Regions from separate parts of the Homo sapiens genome. Here region 2 is linked to region 1. Evidence: read pairs that join two places in POLR2A ChIA-PET (ENCODE). Cell type or tissue: HepG2. All regions are shown on one strand. Each heading gives the region's core, and the rest is flanking DNA. Links, peaks and the distances in the headings are about the cores only.

Evidence for each region. ChIA-PET counts read pairs that join two places held together with the same protein. Peaks named below come from ENCODE experiments on the same cell type or tissue, not always from the same donor. Only the 100,000 strongest peaks of a DNase experiment are listed, where the experiment ranks them.
Region 2: POLR2A ChIA-PET joins it to region 1 with 5 read pairs; 2 of 35 experiments call an interaction of 5 or more read pairs at or near these places.

The regions. Positions count from the first base shown.
Region 1 is chr16:29,258,689-29,264,050 of GRCh38, reverse strand. It overlaps LOC124903676 (a long non-coding RNA gene), which reads left to right and starts at 5,272. Exons shown (of 2, transcript XR_007065049.1): 1 at 5,272-5,362. In HepG2, for the core only: no CTCF peak of the experiment used is centred there; DNase peaks (open chromatin) are centred at 2,341, 3,618 and 4,110; H3K4me3 peaks cover 1,647 bases.
Region 2 is chr16:29,182,008-29,187,369 of GRCh38, reverse strand. No RefSeq gene overlaps it. Among named protein-coding and RNA genes, the nearest start is that of LAT, 200 kb to the right of the region's middle. RefSeq lists enhancers at 73-667, 1,436-2,635. In HepG2, for the core only: no CTCF peak of the experiment used is centred there; a DNase peak (open chromatin) is centred at 2,769.

The DNA of each region.
Region 1 (5,362 bases), core at 309-5,308:
GGCAAGGGAGGATGGAGAGAAGGGATATGGTAATTGTTATCTGTTCTATTTTCTGAAACCTAAAGCTGCTCTTAAAAATAGTTTATTAATTAAGAAAAAATTAGAGGGATGCTGGCTTGCTTGGCAGAGCACTGATTCTTTTAAGTCTGTGAACCAAAAATAATTTTTTTTTTTTTTGAGACAGAGTCTCGCTGTGTCTACAGTGGCACTAGCTCGGCTCACAGCAACCTCCGCCTCCCAGGTTCAAGCGATTCTCTTGCCTCAGCCTCCCGAGTAGCTGAGCTTACAGGCACCCACCACCACGCCTGGCTAATTTTTGTATTTTTAGTAGAGATGGGGTTTTGCCACGCTGGCCAGGCTGGTCTTGAACTCCTGACCTCAGGTGATCCACCTGCCTCGGCCTCCCAAAGTGCTGGGATTACAGGCGTGAGATACCGTGCCCAGCCCAAAAATAAAACTCTAAGCTCCCCAACCAACTGAATGGAACCCTCTTCTCAGCCAAGAGGATTCCAAAGTAAACCTAAAAAACAAGTTCAGGCTGTGATGGGAAGTGGGGGTCGGACACGTCTCTTTATACCCCCCTCCCTATGGAATTCAGGCCCAGCTGACCAGCACTCACATTAAAACCGAGAGTTTAAGACTGACAGCACAGGCTGTTTGTAGCAATAAGACACCAAATTCCAACCCGAGTCTAGTATAACATCACATGACAGGGAGCAGGTCCTGGAAGGAATAGAGTGTTTGACATAATTTTAAACGGCCCCGCAAAGCTGTCTCTTGTGGGGAAAATCCACATTCTGTAGAGAATCCTCTTCCCTTTCCAGGGCTTTTTCTGATGCTGGAGAGATGGGCTTAGCGTCTAGCACATTTCAAAGGTCTCAATAGGAGACATTTGCCATCTATTGCCTCGAAGGGCAGCCCCCTATGAGATTTCTTCTACAGAATAAGAACTTTGGTCTCCACAGCCCCTTATCTTAATCCAGACACTCCTTTCTATTGAGTCCAGGTGATCAGATAATAACTTAACTCTCTCAACCAATTGCTAATCAGAAAGTCTTTGAACCCACCTGTGACCAGGAAGCCCCTCCTCACCTTGAAGTCGTCCCGCCTTTCTGGGCAGAGCCAACGTACATCTGTCAAGTATTGACTGACTCTGCCTGAACCTCCTGTCCCCGTAGTGTATGAGCTCGGGCTGTGGCCCAACCCCCTGCGGCACATGTCCTCAGGACCCCCTGGAGCTGTGTCACCGGTCATGCTTCTCACATTTGGCTCAGAATAACTCTCTTCAAACATTGTATGGAGTTAGATGTTTTTTCCAGCAACAAGTCCTCATGGGGAACTACGGTTTGGTGTCTTTCTCTTCTCAGATACTGAATTCCTTGAAACGTTGACCTCCAAGATGCTAACTCAGGTGGGAGGAATTCAAGACAAGGAAGGAGCCTCTTTTGGGTTCTGGTTCCGGTCCCGCTACTGAAAACCCCTGATACAGTTCAAGGAGTGCGACAGCGCTGGTTTCAAATCCAGGTTTGCAGCCTGGTCTGGCGTGGAGAGGTTTTACTCTTGGGAGGCCCAGGAGAGGCAGAGGGTCTGGGCCAGGGAGGGCTGGTGTCCACGGCACTCCCGGTTCCGGGCTCCAAGTGTGTGGGGGGAGGGTGGCCACTCAAAGGAGAGAGCCTCAGAAGGAGGGCACTGGGGACCCAGGTACTGCTGAACCCAAAGAAATGAGCCGTTAAAAAGGAGAGAAATGTGTGTGGAAGCCCGGAGCTCCATGGGCAGGGAGGGCTGTGAGGGGAGCCAGGGACCAAGGAGAGACCCCGGGGCTTCGACACTGCCAGTCAGGACCCTCTCCATCCCTGGAGGGGCCCGGTGCAAAATGAAACCACGGGATCCCTTGTCAACCAGTCTCAAGAATTTCAGCAGCAGCCCCAGCGCCGGGCCTTCCCAAGTCAGATCCCACACCAGAAGGCCGGGGCCCTGCAGGACCCGAGCTTGGCGGCATCCCTCTCCTTCCCAAGTCTAGGCACCTGGAAGGGGGCGAGGAAGGGCAGAGCCGCCCCCCCGCACATCCCTTCACACCCTTCCCAGGGCCAAGGGGGAACATTACAGCTTCTGCGTGAATTCCTGTTTTCCTCCCTTCCTGTGAGTCAGGCACGATTGCTTGCACTGCGTCCGGCCGCCCCAGGCTTTATCTGATGGGAACGAGGCCTGGCCTAGGGCCTGAGAAGCTGCAATGGGAAAGACAAACACGGGCGGTGCGGCCCTCTGCTCTGTGACGAGAGCACTGCCCCCTTGGTGCAGGGACGCTGTGTCCAGCCTCCCCATCGGAGACACTCTGAGGGGACCCTGGAGGCCGTCCAGCTCCAGAAGAGCGCGCCCAGCTCCCCACGGGCTGCGTCCAAGCTGGTCCCCTCAGGCACTCCTGGTGGATGATCCACAGGCTGTGCCACGGTCAGCCCTGGTCCGCGCTGCAAGATGGGAGGTGGGAACTGGCTTAGCCCGGCTCCGGCTCTGGTTCCCCTCCCTGGCTTCATCCTCAGCGTTAATTCTTTGCGCCGTTCTGAGCTAAAGGTCTTCTCCCTGCCCCTCAAGATCACACAAGGTCACACAAGTTTCTTGGCCCTTACGAAGTCTGGCTGCTGCAGACGTTAAACCCCATCCCATCTATAATATAGGAAGCTGACAGTTCTTAAATCCTTCAGCTCACTCAAGAGGGAGGCCACGACCCACCTGCCTGCATGCTAAGCTTTCCATGGGGGCTTTACTAGAAAAACGCAGCGATCTCAGAAGATCAAAGAAGTTGGTGCTACGTTCACAACCACCTCCTCGGGGACTGCTGAGACCCAGCGGCTTTTGTACACAGGGCTTCTCCTCTGGGTTCAGAAGTCCATGGCCCTTCCAATCACCCAGCGCCTGCAGCCCACACAAAAGCCAGTGAGCTCATCCCAATAGGAAAAAGATAACTTCATCGTTTAAAAAAGCACTTAAACAGCAAAAGTTCCTGTGGAAACCACATGTGGAAAACCCACTGACAAACAGGCCAAATCCCTAAACCAAGGTTCAAATTTCAGGGGCTTCAGATGGGGCTGCGGGCGAGAGAGCAGGGTATTAGGGCTGAACGTCCACCAGCAACCAAGAAGGCGGCTGCACGGCGCTCACCAAAGCGCTCGCGCACAGGAGGCACTCATGGGCTTCCCGCATCCTCTACGTCCCCATCGGGGTCCTGAAACAGTCCTGCCTCCAGGCACCTCGGCACCGCCAGGCCAGCCCATCACGGCCCCAAAACATCTGCCTTCCCCTGGTGGGAGAGTGGGAGAGTCATGGGGCTGAGGTTTTGGGATCCTGTTTCATGCCCAGGCGGCCCTAAGCCTAATCAAACTCCCTCACCAAAACCGAACCCAGTCAAGGCCAGCTGCTATACATTTGGGCGCCTTCCCTCCCGCAGAAACCTCCAGAACACGGCATCCAGTAGCCCCCTGCTGCCTGGGGCCCATCCAAGGTGGCCTGGCCAAATTTCCAAGAGGAATAACAAAGTGAGCCCACGGCCCAGGCCAGGAAGACGGCAATGATGTTCAGGTTCCCAGGCGGCCCCCAGACTTTGGACACAGGCAGGGACAAAAGGGATTGACAAACCACTGGCCATGGTGGGGCTGCCCCAGTGCTGAAGGTTGGCGATTTCCTCCCAAGCCCCACAATGAAAACAGAAGCAGAAACGAGGCTACACACACAAAGAACCCGGCGGGGACGGCTCTCTGGCACTGTGGGTGCCCACAGCCTCTTTCTCACCAGGCCACAGCAGCGGTTCATCCAGCCTTCACACAGCCTCAGTTCCCCACACAGGAACAGTGAGTCTTTCGGAAGCCTCGTCCTTGAACGGCTGGAAGGAGCAGACAGAGGCTCCCCCAGGCCGTGGGAGGCTGAGCCAGCGCCTGAGGATCTGGCGGAGGAGGGAGAGCCCAAGGTCAAGGGCAGCCCCACCCCAGCCAGCCTGCACCCGGCTGGAGGTGGCCATGCAGGCCTGCTAGGTGGCGGCCAGACCACAGGCCCCTCCACCTCCCAGCTCCTGGCTGCTGAGAAGGCTGGGGCGCAATATGCGACGTGCCCAGAACCCTGAAGAGCAGCTCCGAATGTCAGATAGTTGCTGGGCTCTGGAGAGGAAAAACACATTGACTTTGTTCAAGGACACATGAGTTGCAATCTGGGCAATGCTGCCAAACAGACCCGACCCAGCCCCAGGCAGGGCGTTCTCAGGGCCAGCAGAAGCCGCCGTGGCCTGTTCACTCTGCAGCTACCCTCTTGCCGCAGGCTAACCCTCTGTCAGGCAGAGAGCTCCCGGACAGCCTGCTACCCATGCATCACTGCACCCAGGGCACCTCTTCTCAAAACAAGGACAGCGTTAACTGGGACAGGAATGATTTCCGCAAAGGCCAGGCCTAATCAGGATGGAGGAAAGATGTTGGGGTTTCTCTGCTTTTTCCAGAGATTGCAGTGGCCAGTGCCTGGACACCCCCGAAAGTCCCAGGCCTGGTCCAGCTGTCCCAGGGAATTGGGAGGCGTGGTGGTGGTGGGAGGGGAGCTGTTGACGCCACCTCCCAAAGTGGTGTCTCTCTCATTGACCAGCCGTATTGGGTGGGGGAGGTTCTTAAAATCTGTGTTCTAAACATCCAGGTAATCACTGAAACAGCCCGATGGCTGTGCAGGGCAATCCGTTCATCCTGCCCTCAGATTGAGGCTGGGAAAGAAGTGGCAGGACTCAGCGTGATTTCATGCTCTAGTTTTCTTGAACCTGGGAACTGTTGCAGCCTCAGCAGGGACCTTGCCGTCAACGTTGGCAGTGCCCAGCCTTTGCGTGGTCGAGGTCTGAGGGCCAGACACCCTCCTCGCGCCCGCCCTGCCTTCCCTCCAGGCTCCAGGTCCAGGAGGCTGCCCGGAGGGTCCACCATGCCTAGGTCCATGCAGAGGGTGGCAGCAGGGAGATTGGGGCCGGGTGTTCATTCTCTGGCTCCTGCGGCTTGGCTGCACCCCAAAAAGCCCATCACGGCACCTTCAGACTTTACTGTTATTGGCTCAATAATAGCCCCCAAAGATGCCCACATCCTAATCCCAGATCCTGGGAATATGTTCCCTGGTGATATTTACATGCAGACGTGACTGAGCAGGTGAGTAAGTGAAGGCTCTTGAGATGGGAGTGGCCCTGGGTTGTCCTGGTGGCTCAGTGTCATCCCAGGGTCCTTGAAGAGGGAGGCAGGGAGAGTCACCGCAGGAGCAGGTGTGAGAAGGAACACAGAGTCAGAGAGAAATGGAAAGAGGCTGCGCTGCTGGCCTGGAAGGTGGAGGAAGGGCCATGAGCCGAGGAGTGCAACGG
Region 2 (5,362 bases), core at 300-5,299, 77 kb after region 1:
CCGACACCAAGGTGTTAGGATCGGAAGAGACAATGGAGACTCTTCTAGACCAGCCCATTGCTTTACATGTGAAGGGATACAGGGAATAGCTGGGGTTAGGGTGCTCAGTGTGGAGCCCGGCACCACTGCAGGCCCCCAACAAAAGTGAGGGGACACCCCGGAACACCCTGGTTGGAGGCTCCGCTGTGGTGCAGCCACTCGGCCCCTTCGCCTGCATTCCAGGGGTGCAGAGAGAACGAGATTGGGCTGGAAATGGGATACCCTGTCCAGCCTGTGCTGGGCACTGTCCACACCCCCGGCCCCACCAACCTGCCCAGGGCAGCAGGAGTTCAGAAAGAAATATCCTGTCGTGGGAGGGAACCCTCACGCCATCCCCCCATACAGCGCAGAACGTCACCACAGCAGCAGACGCCAGCCGGAGCCAGGGTGCTGGGGGCGTGCCCCGCCAGAGCCCTTCACGGCCAGTGAGGTGGAGGAGACGGCATTTGGAGCTGATCCCCTTGACAGAAACTTGCCCCGGCTCCAAAACCATTAATGAAAACGCAAATGGTTTAAGTCTGGGAAATCATTAGACGGCGGCTTGTGTCAGAAACACAAAGCAAATCACCCTGGCTGCGGCCTCCCTGGCAACTCTGCAGTCCTTCCGACCCTCGCCTTCCCAGAAAGGGACAGTTTCTCTAGAAATGAAGAGAGGGAAGTGATTTACCAACTGCTAAGTAATTCTTACATTTAAAAAAAATCCATCCAGAGGCCCAGGTAGGGGCAAATGGTTTTTTCCAATTAGTACAGAGGTAGCTACAAAGCACCACAGAGCCCGCCTGTGGACGCCGGGACACTGTCAGGGCTGGCACAGGGGGGCTCAACAGAAGACCCAGCCAGGGACAGATTCCACAGAGAGGCAACCAGCGGGCCAAGCAGACATCAGCAGCACGGATCCGGGACCGCGGGGGCAGCCAAAATCCACAGCTGCCAAGGCCCCGGCCCCAGCCTCGGCCAGCACCATAGACGGAAAAGCAGCTGCGCTCCCCCAGCCCCAGAAGAAACCCTGCAGAGGAGTGTTGGAGAGCTATGGAAACCAGAGCGTGTCTGTAGGCTGCTCATGGCTGCCCATGACTTTTCCAACGCCAAAGCCCATCTCAGAGGGCTACGCGTTAGGGCCAGAGCAAGGTGGGGCCTGGTGCAGAATCTTAGCCAAATGGTGATTTTTTCAACACATTTAAAATGAAATCTTCCTTTCGCTACAGTTCTCAGAATTGTTTTTGCATCCACAGCCTGAGACGCCTGCCCTCCTCCGCCCATGGCCTCACCTCCAGGCCATCTTCTCCAAAGCCAGCTCTCTCTGTGGGGCTTTCCCCACACCCTGCCCCCAAGAGCTGAGACGCAGGCGTTTCCATCTCTTCTGTTTAAGAAGGGAGTATCTACTGCTGGTGTGGGAACATCAGCTCCTCCGCAGAAACATCTTTTACACAAGTATTTATTTATCAGAAAAGGGTTTTCTGAGTTTCTGGGTTCCCATGACTTTGTTGCTCAGAGCAATTCTGCACTTTTGCTGTGATGAATGCTGGGACGTCTTTACTAAGGTGCCTTAAAAATTGCTGGAGGCTTCCTGCCAAAGCCTGGGCTCAGGTTCTTAGGAGCTGTAGCTTGCAATTCAGAAGTGGCCGAACGAGGATCCTTCTCGACCAGCAGGTTGGGTTACGGAGAACATTTACAGCAGCAGCCAACTGAGGGTGCACACAAGTATTGTTTGGTTTTAAAAGAATGATTACGATACTAATGGTGCCTACCAATCCACACGGAAGACACTAGAAGCAGTGGTGTGAGGCACACAACTATATTAACAGCAAAGGACTGCAGCAGACGCCACCCTGGCAGAGGTCTCACCCAGAGCCCTGCGCATCTGTGGACTTTTGGACAGTCGCTTACAGGTGAGCACCGCAAAGCGAAATTGGTTGGAAGCAGGGAGAGTCTGCGGCCATTTCTATCCCGCCGTTCCATCGGGAAACACTCATTCTCTGACACGCAGCCGCCCAGCGCTACCCGGCTTCCGTGTTTTAAGCTTTGGCTGAGTCACCGAACACATCAGGCTGGCTGACCACGTGGACGCTCCCGGCTGACCACGGCCCACGCCCGTGTGATCTGGGGTCGTCCCGGCTGACAGTTGAGGCCTGGATGAAGCCCATCTGCTGGGTTTGACAGTCGGCACCAGTCCCCAGGCGGCCCCTGAGGGTTCCTGTTTCAAAGAATAAGACTTTGTTTGCAGAGGGGCTGCCTTTGGGCTGAGCCGGCGGAGGAGCTCAGCTCGCTGAGGTCCCAGAAAGCTGCGCCCTGTGGGGCTTCACCTGGACGGGTGCTGGCTCTGGAGTCGCGTGTCACTTCTGTGCCATTTTCATTAGTGAGTCGTAAATTACACGTAAGCACTTTCTTCCTGGACTTCTTTGGACAATACTTTCAAACTCCATGGCTCCAAACCCCTTCCCGGGGCCTGAGGAATTCAAACCCCTGTCTCTACCCTCAGTTTCCCCACCGTGGCGAGAGATGAATGACGTGGCGCAGAATTCCACAGCCTGCCTACCGGAACCCCACGGCGCTTCTACGGCCGGGCCAGTTTCATGTTCTTCCTTAGAGGCTGCTTCCTCAAAATTAGCGACCTCCCAGCCCCCGTCCTGAGTGTCACCTCCCAAAGTCCGGAAACTCAAACCTGGAAAGCTCAAAGCTCCCGAATCGGCCCCACCCAGTCCTGGTGCTTCCTGTTCACGGCACTTTTCCCAGGCCGGCAGGATTTTCACCGTGGGGTCCAAAGACCACCTGCAGCCAGTCGCCTGAAGGGCTGATTCACAATGCAGCTTCCTGGGCACTGTTCCAGGCACTGAGAGTCCACCCACAAAGGGGGAGCAGCTATTTGCTGTCAGCAACCCCTCCGGATGACCCTAACACCCACCTGAACGTGGAGGCAGCTCAGAGGGCAAGTCTAGATTTTACCCAGATGCTATGGCTTGCCCTTCGAAATATTTATACAAAAACCAAAAAACAGCTGTAACTGAATCCAGAGAGGAAAACGGCTCTAAATTGATTTTTGCAGCACATTTTTTAGTTTATTTGTTTGGTTTTTTTGTGTTTTGAGATGGAGTCTCGCCCTGTCACCCAGGCTGGAGTGCAGTGGTGTGATCTCGGTTCACTGCAACCTCCGCCTCTCGGTTCAAGCGATTCTTCTGCCTCAGCTTCCCAAGTAGCTGGGATTACAGACATTTACCACTACACCCAACTAATTTTTGTAGTTTTTAAGTAGAGACGGGGTTTCACCATGTTGGCCAGGCTGGTCACGAACTCCTGACCTCAGGTGATCCACCCGCCTCGGCCTCCCAAAGTGCTGGGATTATAGGCATGAACCACTGCTCCTAACCAACAAATGTTTTTTGAACCCAATGATGTGCTGGGGGGCTGTGCCCCTGCCTGACAGAGGTAGGCAACACCTGGAAAGTTCTATGGGGAGCACAGCAAAGCCGGAGGATGGCAATGCCTGTCCACCTGGAGAGGAGGGGCATGTGAGCAGGGCTTTGAAGGATAAGTAGGAGTTCACTGGGGGCAAAGGAGTTTATAGACCAGTTCCTCAGCCTGTTTTCTGACGAGAAACCTGAGACTGAAAGAGGGAAAGAGAGCCTGCCCAGCACGTGTCAGGGGTAAAGCTGCAGCCAGGAGGTGAGGCCCAATGCCCCGGCATCATCCGTGTCTCCGGGAGCTGCTGTCCTGGCATCATCCATGTCTCCAGGAGCTGCTGGGGGTGCGGGGGGTTCTTCAGTGGTGAGACCACGGTACAAATCAGTTCCCTTGCTACTTTTGGACTGAGTGCAAGACTCGCCCACTGCTTGCTAAACTCCACTCCCCAAGCCGCAGCCCTGCAAAGGGTGTCAGGAGAAGCAGAAAGGGTTGTTCAGGGATGCGCCCATCTCTACACTCAGGCTGCGGTTGCACGGAGACAGGGCGGGAGAGGCGGGGGCCGACAAATGGCCTCTGTCAGGACACAGACACCGGCCCGACAGATAAGGGGCGGCTGGACGGCTTTGGTCTTTTCCGTGAAAATGAATCCATGGAAATCTCTCCCGCCCAGCACTCACCAGGGGAATTATCTCTGGCTGAGTGAAGGCCGGAGAGCCCACGGAGGTCTCCCATGTGGCCTGTGCACATCTCTTTCCAGGAATAGCACAAAGAAGCGGGACTGGCTGCTGTCCTTCAAGGAGAATGTTCCACAATATCAGCTGATGTGGTACCAGGAGACCTTGTGTGACCTTGGAGGAAAGACTGTGAACTCAGCTTCTGACTCTGAACAATGACAAATGAACCAGGCCCAGCCCCTCCTGACCCCAGGGAACACAGGTGGCTTTGATTTAATAAATGGAGCAGGCACAAAGACAGCCAGAAGGGCCTGACCTCACCCTTGAGGACGTGCTACGGTGGCCCGCAGCGAGGGTCCCTGCCACCAGCCACGGCCAGAGCACCTGCCACATGCCAGGCACTGTCTGAGTCCTGAGGACCCTGCAGCATGTCCCACACATGAACCCCCCTGGCACAAGAGGTCATGGCCACACAAGGGGATGCTCAGCTCCATGCCGGACTCAGGCCAATGGCCCAGTGAGAACAGAGTTGGCCCCAGCACGACACCTCCCGCCAGCCCAGCCCCAGAATGATGACAGCCTCACCGCCACCAAGGCAGGGTGGTGGCAGATGCCCGAGACGGGGTTGCCAAGCCCAGAGGGAGGAGCCCATCCAAGGCCCGGATCCGCTGACAGCTTCTGGAAGGGTGTTTGCCTCAAGGACACCAGTGACCTGGGAGCTCAGGGAACCTGGAGAAAGGGTCCCATGAGCTCAAAGGAGCTGCAATTCACAGAGACATTGGTGCCGCAGCCAGGCTTCCACATTGCCCCTCTGGCCAATTGTGCCCCACAGGAGACCTCCTCCCTTAGGATTCATGATTAAAGAAAGACCTCACAGAGTGGGACGCTGGTGGGAGGCACAGCGCCGGGGCCAACTCTGCTCTCCTTGGGCCATTAGTGTGTGTCCAGCATGGAGCAGGGCATCCTCTTGTGTGGCTGGACCTCCTGTGCTGGGGCATCCATGTGCAGAACATGCTGCAGGCCCCATGGGGGTGGTGGAGCTGGGAACGAGGCCCCAAGGGAGTCTCTGAAGGAGCAAAACACCACACGCCTCTGCCCCTCAGAGGGGCAAGTTGGTGAGTGAACACACATTGATGCGTGGGAGGAATTGGGGGAAAGCCCCATTGCAGGCTACAGAGCAGGGTGCAAAGACAGGTGACCGCCGGCGTACACACAACAACGAAGGAAGCCGCAATTGCTGCCCCCTGGAG